Linked DNA regions of Homo sapiens: region 2 is linked to region 1. A link is an interaction called in ENCODE POLR2A ChIA-PET data of the cell type or tissue named here. Cell type or tissue: GM12878. All regions are shown on one strand. Each heading gives the region's core, and the rest is flanking DNA. Links, peaks and the distances in the headings are about the cores only. Region 1 holds the start of TRK-CTT1-1 (tRNA-Lys (anticodon CTT) 1-1). Region 2 overlaps DAAM1 (dishevelled associated activator of morphogenesis 1).

What was found. Peaks named below come from ENCODE experiments on the same cell type or tissue, not always from the same donor. Only the 100,000 strongest peaks of a DNase experiment are listed, where the experiment ranks them.
Region 2: POLR2A ChIA-PET joins it to region 1 with 6 read pairs; 1 of 35 experiments calls an interaction of 5 or more read pairs at or near these places.

What each region holds. Positions count from the first base shown.
Region 1 is chr14:58,236,996-58,242,380 of GRCh38, reverse strand. It overlaps TRK-CTT1-1 (tRNA-Lys (anticodon CTT) 1-1), which reads left to right and starts at 2,414; the gene lies at 2,414-2,486. RefSeq lists enhancers at 3,431-3,480, 3,571-3,660, 3,671-3,730. In GM12878, for the core only: no CTCF peak of the experiment used is centred there; DNase peaks (open chromatin) are centred at 1,894, 2,074 and 2,360; H3K4me3 peaks cover 2,114 bases; H3K27ac peaks cover 1,375 bases.
Region 2 is chr14:59,211,557-59,216,941 of GRCh38, reverse strand. The region is part of intron 1 of DAAM1 (dishevelled associated activator of morphogenesis 1); the gene reads right to left. Among named protein-coding and RNA genes, the nearest start is that of DAAM1, 26 kb to the right of the region's middle. In GM12878, for the core only: no CTCF peak of the experiment used is centred there; a DNase peak (open chromatin) is centred at 2,001; H3K4me3 peaks cover 860 bases; H3K27ac peaks cover 863 bases.

The DNA of each region.
Region 1 (5,385 bases), core at 95-5,094:
AAGTGGTTTTTTTTTTTTTTTTTTGAGACTGAATCTTGCTCTGTCACCCAGGCTGGAGTGCAGTGGCATGATCTCTGCTCACTGCAACCTCTGACCCCCGGGGTTCAAGCGATTCTTCTGCCTCAACTGCCCGCGTAGCTGGGATTACAGGTGTGCACCACCATGCCAGGCTAGTTTTTGTATTTTTAGTAGAGACCGAGTTTCACCATGTTGGCCAGGCTGATCTCACACTCCTGACCTCAGGTGATTCACCCTCCTTGGCCTTCCAAAGTGCTGGGATTACAGGCGTGAGCCACTGCACCTGGCCTCTAGTTGCAGTTCTTTCCTGGGGAGTTCGGATTTAGACCAAGATAGTCCAAGAAAGTGTTGAAGAAAGCTAAAGGTTAATAGTTGCAGAAGGTTTGGCCTTGGAGGTAAACCGTAAGTACTCAAAACTTGTTTAGGTATCAGTTAATCTTTTAATTAACATCATTACTTGTGTGTGATAAACACTATTTGAGTGCCTAGTGCACTCAATATTTATTAATAATTAAGAATTTGGGGGTTCTTTCGGCCGGGCGCGGTGGCTCACGCCTATAATCCCAGCACTTTGGGAGGCCAAGGCAGGCGGATCACCTGATGTCAGGAGTTTGAGACCAGCCTGACCAACATGGTGAAACCCTGTCTCTACTAAAAATACAAAAATTAGCTGGGCGTGGTGTTGCATGCCTGTAGTCCCAGCTACTCCGGAGGCTGAGGCTGAGGCTGAGGCAGGAGAATTGCTTGAACCCGGGAGGCAGAGGTTGCCGTGAGCTGAGATCACGCCACTGCACTCCAGCCCAGCGAGACTCCCTCTCAAAAGAAAAAAGAAAAAAAGGCCAGGCGTGGTGGCCCATGTCTGTAATCCCAGTCCTTTGGGAGTCCTAGGCGGGTGGATCATCTGAGGTCAGGAGTTCAAGACCAGCCTGGCCAACATGGTGAATCCCGTCTCTACAAAAATTAGCCAGACATGATGGCGGGTGCCTGTAGTCCCAGCTACTTGGGAGGCTGAGGCAGGAGAATTGCTTGAACCCGGGAGGCGGAGGTTGTAGTGAGCCTCATGCCACTGCACTCCAGCCTGGGCGACAGAGCAAGACAACTCTAAATGTATACTATTTTATGACATATGTTATTTTTAAATTGAATACCTCAGGAAATGTGATGCCCAATGTTTCTAGCTTCCAAATACTGTGCTTTGGGGATACTATCCTAAGAATTCTTTGTTATTTTCAGGTTTACAAATTGGTCTTTAACTTGCACTGCTAAGTAGTAGTATAAACACCACACCCCTCTCCATTATCACAGAAATTAGAAGAATTTCTTTTTCTTTTTTTTTTTTTTTTTTTGATATGGAGTCTCGCACTGTCGCCCAGGCTGTAGTACAATGGCGTGATATTGGCTCACTGCAACCTCCGCCTCCCGGGTTCAAGCGACTCTTCTGCCTCAGCCTCCCGAGTAGCTGGGATTACAGGTGCCGGCCACCATGATCGGCTAAGTTTTTGTATTTTTAGTAGAGACGGTAGTTGGGGACGGGGGGGTGGGGGTGGGGGGGGGTCACTATTTTGGCCAGGCTGGTCTCGAACTCCTGACCTCGTGATCCACCTGCCTTGGCCTCCCAAAGTGTTGGGATTACAGGCATCCCGCGCCCGGACAGAATTTCTTATCTAGAAAGGTTCACCATCATTTCAGAGTATATGTATTTCCATATGACATTATTCCAGTATCTCCTATGGTAATTTGATTAAAATCGGGTTTCTGACCCTTTGCCTGTTAGAGTTCACATTCTTTACCATTAGATTCAGAGACTATAATTCTTTCCTCCCAGCTCCTGTCACTTGAGGAGAATAATAGCACCCTCCAAACGTCCTATCTCTCATTGTCAGACAATTACGCTAAAGAGACCTTATATTAATTGACTCGAAGCCCCCCTTTTCTGAATTTAACTCTCCTTCATCAGACCATGCTAAAGAAAATAGCTAAGCCCCGCGGTTGTTCAGGGAAACTAACCCCTCAGAGATTGGACTTTGTTTCTAAATGCGGAGCCCAAACATGTAGGAATCCGGAATGCCATTTGATGGAAGTTGGATGGCCTTGATATGTGTTTATGTAAACAAAACATATTGGTTGGTAAATATTTTTAAACACTTTGTTAAAAAGATTCAATGACTCTGTAATGATAAAGATTCGCATAAGTTTTCAATGATCTTTGGATACATATACAAACATTCTTAAATCTAAGTACAATTAAATATTTAGAACGCTCTGAAAAATAATTCTGAAGTGCCGATCTAATAGTACGTTATAAATTTTTTTAGAAAAGAAACTACGCGGAGAATATAAAACCATGTAGTTAAACAGTCCTCAAGAAGTAAAAAAGCAGGCTAACGTAACAGGCGCCCGGCTAGCTCAGTCGGTAGAGCATGGGACTCTTAATCCCAGGGTCGTGGGTTCGAGCCCCACGTTGGGCGCGGGTTGTAACTTTTTTCCTGAAACTTAAACGCTTTCACTAAAGCACTTAAACTACAGAGTTCTCAAGCAGAATTAATTTAAACACTTTCAATATTAACCAGATTCTCCAGTAAAAAGTTAACCTTTTGTAAACGAAACAGGTCACAAACTGTGTTTGCGCAATTGAAATCACACGTCCTCCCCGTGTTCTCCTTAAAACACAGAGGAAACCAAATGCCCACTGTTAAAGACTAGTTTTTTGTGTTACTGTGCATACTTGGATAGTTAGTGGTAGAGGGCAGTTTTAATTGTTATCTTAACAAACCTATGAGCCCCACATTTTGGCTGCTCTTCTAAAATTTAAGAGACCGGATGTAAAAACATTCAGAGGCACCTGAGGACTCCGAAGAAAAAGAACCAATTTATCCTTCTCTGTTTCTCTTCCTCTCTCTCTCTCTCTGTCCTTTTTCCTATTCTCAATATGGAGTCTATCCCTGAAGAAATATATAGTGAAAAATAGTTCTTTTTGTAGTGAGATTTATACCACCAGTGCATACATCAAGTTTTCTTCCATTCTTCTTGGGGATGGATACTAGGAAATTAAGATTCTAGTAAAGGCTCTTTAAAGACGTACAAAACAACTGAGATATGAAAATTAGGATAGGCAATTGGATATGTGAGGGAGGAAAGGTTTCCGCCTTCTCCCCTTTGCACTGAGAACTGTGAAGTCAGCAGAATGTCCTCGCCCACTCGGACCACCACAGCCAGACACATTCCAGGATCTCACCCGCCAGACCACGTAGGCGAACGGTTTATGCTCCTTCCTACCTGAAGCCAACCCTGCCTAAAGCACTGGATCCTGTACCCTCCACGTGTCATCCCCCAGCTCTCTACTAAAGGATCCATTTTTCTCCCTTCTTGATTTTTCCGTTCAACACACAAACATGCTGTTATTTATCTTAAAAACTTCGACCTAGTTTCCTCACAGGCTGCCATTCTATTTCTCTGTTCCCCTGTGTAGCAAAAGCCCATCCCCTTTTGCCTAAGCTCAAGTTTCCCCTCCCTCCCATCTCTTAACCCTGACAATGCCCTTCAGCCATAGACCAAAACAAAACAAAACAACAAACAAAAAAAACCAGAAAACCCCCACACCTGTTGTCAAATACGTTTAGTTTATTACTCATGGCAACAAGGGAGAAGTGTGGGGTGATTCAGTAAGATGGTGATTATAGGATCTTGGCTTTTGTTGGGTAATTTGGGGGAGGGTCTAAGTAAGTAGGGGTTCTGAATTGGGTGCTCTCAGAAAACCAGGGCAATTCTAGGATCTGAAATCTTATCTATAAGGATGGCAGACTAAAGGAGGGATAAAGGTGAAACTGATAAAGTAAGTCACTCGTTTAGCAAGAGGGAGGTTTGGTGTTTTGAGTTGGACAGTAACCAACTTGTCTGAAGTGTATGTTATGTGAAAAACAGAAGAAAAGCATAGTTTGCCGAAAGCGTCATATCAATCTGTAATAGCATTGAGGCTTACTTGTGTTAGATTAGTTCCCAGATGTCAGGCACTTCTTGCTCTTCTCAACCCACCCTAGTCAGGACTTTCCGTCCCTCCCGGCACACCCCACTAGTCTACTAAACTGTACATGAAAAGGTCATCATTCATCTCCACAAAATCGAATTGTTAATTGCAAGTCCTAATTTACTTGGAGTATCAGAAATTTGTTACAAATTTTATCACTCCATGCTGGATCCACATCTCCCCCTTGGCTTCCAGCACACTAACGCTTTCTTGTTTTCTACCCTATCTCACCAGCTACTTCCTTTCTCTCCTATCTCTTCACTTGGGAGTGCTCCATCGATGGGTGAGTCCTTGGTCCCCTTCTCTATCCACACTCATGCACTTGGTGATCTCACAGTTTCAATTGTGATACTTGCTGATGATTCACAACTTTTTTTTTTTTTTTTTTTTTTGAGACGGAGTCTCACTCTGTCGCCCAGGCTGGAGTGCAGTGGCATGATCTTGGCTCACTGCAACTGCCGCCTCCCGGGTTCAAGCAATTCTCCTGTCTCAACCTCCCGAATAGCTAGGACTACAGGCACCCGCCACCACACCCGGCTAATTTTTGTATTTTTAGTAGAGACAGGATTTCACCATATTGGTCAGGCTGGTCTCGAACTCCTGACCTCGAGTGATCCACCTGCCTCGGCCTCCCAAAGTGCTGGGATTACAGGCTTGAGCCACCGTGCCCGGCCGATTCAAAACTTTTAAGACAGCCCAGATCTCTCTCTTAAATATCAAACATCTATATCCATTTGGATGTTTAGTAGATATCTCATACTTAACATGTACAAAAACTAATTCTTGATCTTTGCCCCAAAACTTGTTTCTCCTGTAGTTTTCCTTTTTTTCTCCATTAACGGTAACACCATCCTTCTAGTTGCATGGATGAAAAATATTGGAAACATTATTGATTCCTATCTCTCCAACCCCATTGTGAAAGTGTCTTTCAATATTCCCCTCCCATATTGACTGTGAGCTTGGCCATGTGACTAACTTTGGCTAATAGGACAACAGAAAGCATGATGCAAACAGTGTCTTGAGGAGAACTCACACAATGGAGTTTGGATCCAAGCTGCCAAGTAACAAATCAGTATTCTGAGACCACCATGCTGAGGGAGCCTAAGCCAGCCATGTGGAGAGAAGCATGTGGAAGACAGAGAAGGCATGTGGAGAGCACTGACACTGAGACTTGTAAACAAGGCTGTCCTAGACCTTCCATCCCAGCACACCAATTAAATACAGCCAGGTGGCTATCTCCAGCTCATACTACGTGGAACAGAACTGCTCACCTGAGTCTTGCCTGAATTCTGACCCACAAAACCATAAGCAAATACAATTCATATTGTTTTAAGCTACTAACT
Region 2 (5,385 bases), core at 56-5,055, 970 kb before region 1:
TACAAACAAGTAAAAAAAAAAAAACTATATAGACATACACATAGTATATACTTAAAATTCAATTCTTTATAGTTCCAATTGAGGTAACTAAGCCAAACACCTTAATTACTACAGAAATCACACAAACGGTTAGTCAACAGGAAACACATCAAGTGTTACTCTAATCTTAAAGAATTCCAATACTTCATGGTGATATGAAATTGACTTTTTTTTTTTTCTTTTGAGACAGAGTCTCGCTCTCTCCCTCAGGCTGGAGTGTAGTGGTGCAATATCAGCTCACTGCAACCTCTGCCTCCCAGTTCAAGCTATTCTCCGGCCTCAGCCTCCCAAATACCTGGGATTACAGGCACATGCCACCACGAGCAACTAGTTTTTGTACTTTTAGTAGAGAAGAGCTTTCACCATGTTGGCCAGGCTGGTCTCGAACTCCTGACTTCCAGTGATTCACCTGCCTCGGCCTCCCAAAGTGCTGGTATTACAGGCATGAGCCACTGCGTCCTGCCTGAAATTGACTCTTGCAATTGATTAAAATCCTTTTTTTGCCTACTCTATGAAATACAGACAATGTGCATGAGTATAATAAACAGGCAGCTGTCCAAAAATATCACACACACACACTCAAAGTCATTTTAATAAAAGCATGATATTGACTTGACAGAAATACAGAAATAACACAGTACATTGAAAAACTGTGCCTGAGACAGGCAGCATTAATGGAGAGGAGGTCAGAATGCAGGGTCCTCTCCTCATGTGAGTAAGGCATTTTAGGGAGGGACCCTGGGAAGTCAGAGGAGGTATGGCTGGACAAGACTCAAGGAAGAGAAAATCAGCTCAAACAGGGCTGGGAGGCCCTGGGGACCTCACCTTCTAGACTCCACCTGTGTGTAGCAAACTCCACCCACAAGAAGAGTGACTGGGTCTGCAAGGTGCATGAATGGAATGGAAATCTACCCTCGCAAACAAGCCTGTCATTCATATGGTCCCGCTCAGCAAGAATAAAAATGAGAGGAACGTGAGAAAGGCTGTCCTAAGAGGCTGACCTCTCATGCTATAGTGTCATTTCAGCAGGCAAATAATCAAATTGCTTACTGTCAATATATGACCCAAAGCAATCAATTGTAGCGAGAAGGCACTTGGAGTTATCAATTTATGTAACAAAAATGACATTCCTTGGTGTTTCCTTCCTTATCTACCTCAACCCCCACCCTAGCCTACTCCCCGCGGCTGTCACACAGGGCAAAGGAGCTGGGATTTTGCCTTTGGCTGGTGTACTGGGACATTTCCAGAGCCACCGGACTTGCCTGCTTACTACTGTGGTGGATTATGAAAGGCCTTGTTATCCTGAGCTCCGACAGGGCAAATGCAAACACTTCGGCCTGGTGCAGGCCTTTAACAAGCCTGCAGCGGCTGCCGCCTGCAGAAAGCATGGTCGGTGGCAAGCTTGCCAACAGCCCAAGCCAGCTGACCAGCATCCAGCCACCACTTCTTTTCCAAACACTGACTGAACAAGCCTTGATTCAGCTCTTATGTTACACTCTGGTGAAGAACAGTGCAGAAGCACCAAGAGAATCATTTGAAAGGAACTATTCTGGGCATACACCAAGCACATGTTCCCATGGAATTGTTAATAACTCAGGGGTCCTTTATATTTGTTTGAACCTTCCATGTCTAGCTGTGGAAAAGACATATTTCTTTTTTCTCTCCAGGGACAATAAAGGCAGGAAAGTAAAACTCCTGGTAATGTCATATCCAGTCAAACAGGAAGGTTTGTAGGCTCAGGGCTGAAAGGTTTCCACAGCTACACTGAGCCAATATGAAAATAATTTATTTCACTTTCATCTGTTTCATTTCCTCCAAAATTATCATTCAGGTCCCTGACTCCCTCATCTATGAAGACAAGAGGAAACATTTTATAAACACAACAGAATACAGTGTTTAAAAAACACATGAGATATGGAGAAACCTGAACTTTCACTCATTGCTGGTGGAAATATAAAATAGTGCAGTCACTTTAGAAAACCATTTGGCATTTCCTCAAATTGTTAAACACCAAGTCTCTATATGACCCAGCAACTCCATACTTAGGTATTTACTCAAGAGAAGTGAAAACGCATGTTCGCACAAATACTTAAACACAAATGTTGACGGCAGCATTATTCATGATAGCTGAAGAGTAGAAACAACCCAAATGTCCATGAATAAAAAAAAATGTGGTATATCTATAAAACAGAATATTATTTTGCAATAAAAAAGAATGAAGTACCAATACATGCCATGACATGGATGAACCTTTGGAAAACATTAAACTAGATGAGAGACGTCAATCAAAAAAGACCACATATTACATGACTTCATTTATATTAAATGTCCAGAACTGGTTGATCCATACAGACAGAAAGCAGATTAGTAGTTGTCTGGGTCAGGGTTGAGGTCGATCTGTCAAACTACATGGGAAGAAACGAAGTTGAAACTATTGCCTAAAGTGAGACATCTGGCTTTTCCACAGTTAACAGAAAAGTATCTCTTCAAATAGGATGACCTTCCTGAGGAGAGCAAGGAAGAAAGAAGCACGTCAGGGGTCTGTGGTAGCAGCCAGGCCTGCCTTGCACCTGCCAACTTGGAAGAATCTAAATGCAAAACATTTAACATCCCTCATAGTGATCCACATGAACTTAAACCAACGTATACAAGAAAGACAAAGAGGTTTCTCATGCCAGGCACAGAACTTAGGTCTACACAGCACCCTTTGCAAACTGTCACCAGACACCTGCTCCAGTTATCTTGAATCAGCTACAGCCCCAATCTTCCAAAGTAAACTGAAGCAAAGATCCTCGGAATCACAGTGAACTTCAAAGGGAAATTTAGCTTTGTGCTAACGCCTCAGATGAAAAAAGGCAGGCCAAATCAAACCAGGTACGTTAAGTGTGATATCTGCCTGATATCTTGGTAGCAAGTTGATTTAATAATGGAAATAGGTGACCACTGCTGAGAAACAAGCTCTGAGGTTGCCCTTTGATAGATGGTGAAATCCAGGAAAGATGGCAGATTCTGCTTGCCCAATGCTTAAAATCAGGACAAGGCAAAGTATGTCACAAACACAACAGGGAAGGGGTCCAGCTCTGGGAGAAAAATAAACTGTCTTCCGACTGCAGCATCAGCTCTTCTGTGTTTTAAAATAAAATTTATAAAAGTAAGCTTCACCTTCCCTCCACCCACCGTAAATAGTGAGAGAAGGCCACACATAGGCAAGACAAGCATTTACATATACGTATACCCTGCAACCCTTTATTTAAGGGCTGAAACAGATTTGAGTCCCCTGGTATTACAATGTAAACAATTTTTCTTTCCATATAAGTATGTGCTGCACTCACAGCTGGTGGTGGTGTCAGTTTACATCCTCCTTTAGTTTTAGGAATAGCAGTGGGTAGAGGGATAGTGGCCTGCAAGTCAGACAATCAGAGTCCTCAACCTGGCTTCAACATTAACTAACAGGATAACCCCAAAATACTCTGGGCATTGCATTTAATCATGTGTGAAACAAGGTGGGATTATCAGTGGTTTTCTCTTTCCTTTTTTTTTTTTTTTTTTTTTTGGTAAGCTGTGAAATCATTTATACAAATGAAATCTCATGGAGAATCTCAATATATATAAGAGCTTAAAGCAGACAGGCTGCTTAAAGCTGGAAGGGATACGGGGGAAGGGAGGGGTCTCCCTTGAGGCATCTTCTGGAATCCTGGGACTCCACGGCACATAATATGAAAACCACTGACAAGTTCCCCTGAATACAAAAAGTCAATTCCACTTTTAGTAAAATACGTCTTTAGAACTTTAACTGAAACCACAGAAGACAAAATGGAAAGACTAACGATTTCTAATCCCTACTCCTGGGGAGGGGGTGGTGTGTGGAATGGGGGGCAGGGGCAGAAGTATTACAAGGGGTCCTTCATTCATAAGCATGTGAATGTCTGATACATATACACATGCCTATTTTTCCAATGAATTTATATGCTGCGATTGATAAAAGTAAAATTCATTTAAAGTGTTAAAGAAATTCAAGGTCATGTGAGAATCTGATTCTTTTTTATTAAAAAGGAACATTCTAAAAGATTGGGAGCCACTGCGACAGAGAAATAAACAATATTCCATCTGAAATAAATGATGTAAATTGATCTCTTAAAAATACTAACAATGGCCTTTAAAAAAAAATTTAAAGATTCTACTACCTACACTGACAAACTAGTTAGATCCCTTGTTTACTAGCTGTGGCTATTAGAATGCTGCTTGGGCAGGATTATGAGGCATGTCCAAGCTGGGTAGGAAAGAATGTCACCTTTGATAAGCATTGTCTAGCATGGCAGTGGAAGGAATAGGAAGTGGGGGAAGAACATGTCTCCTGTATTGGTACTCCAAGCTACGCCAGACAATCATCTTTATCAGGCAATCATCTAAGATATGACAATTAGCAGAGACCTGTGTTCTAACTTGACTCGGACATTATGCTAAAACACTGGAGAGTTTTCAACAGCATAAGCCATAATATGTGCTTCAAAACTTTGACTTAATTACTTATATTTGTTCACCTTGTGACAACTGATAGTATAAGAAATTCTCATTTAATACTATTTAAAAAAACAAACAAACAAGTCTGACTTCAAAAAAGTTTATAACTCCCGACCAGATGACTATACTAAATGAATTATGGCATTATTATGATCACATACTTTGTCATATATTTTTAAGCCTAAATAGTAGAAACATGAGAACCTCAGTAAATGCAAGCCAATAGCAGCTACCAGTCATGGTAAAAATTAATGATGTTTTATCTTAGAAACTATGTATCAAAGTTTTATCCATTTAGAATCAGCCCCATTAAAAAATGAAACCTACATAAAGAAAGTTACAAAATGTGAATCTAGCAATCACATATTTCACTTAAAATAAGAATTAAGGAGGAATGGCTAAATCAGAAAATAAAAGGAGTGTTTTATATTTCTTAAAATTTATCTTTCAGAAGTTCATAAAATAATATGGAACTCATCATTAATGAGAAAAATATGTTTGAATATTTTTAGTCCACAACTTTACTAGTCATAGCAGGGGAGAGGCTGTTTAAAATCATTATTCTGTGTTATATTAAAGATTGTTCACAAGATTTTTTTCAGTGCAAATTCAAGAAATATAGAAAATTAAGATAAAACATCTCATAATCCATTTTACACTGGAGGTGTTATTTATTCATAGAATGTGAGTGAAGTGTCTGATTATTTTACTCAGAAAGGCAACTGACACTCTTGGAAATTCTGTTCCTTCGGTCAATTGTGTAGAGTCCAATCATCTGGCATTTGAATGATGCAAGAAATTAACAAATCAACTGGGGAGAAATAT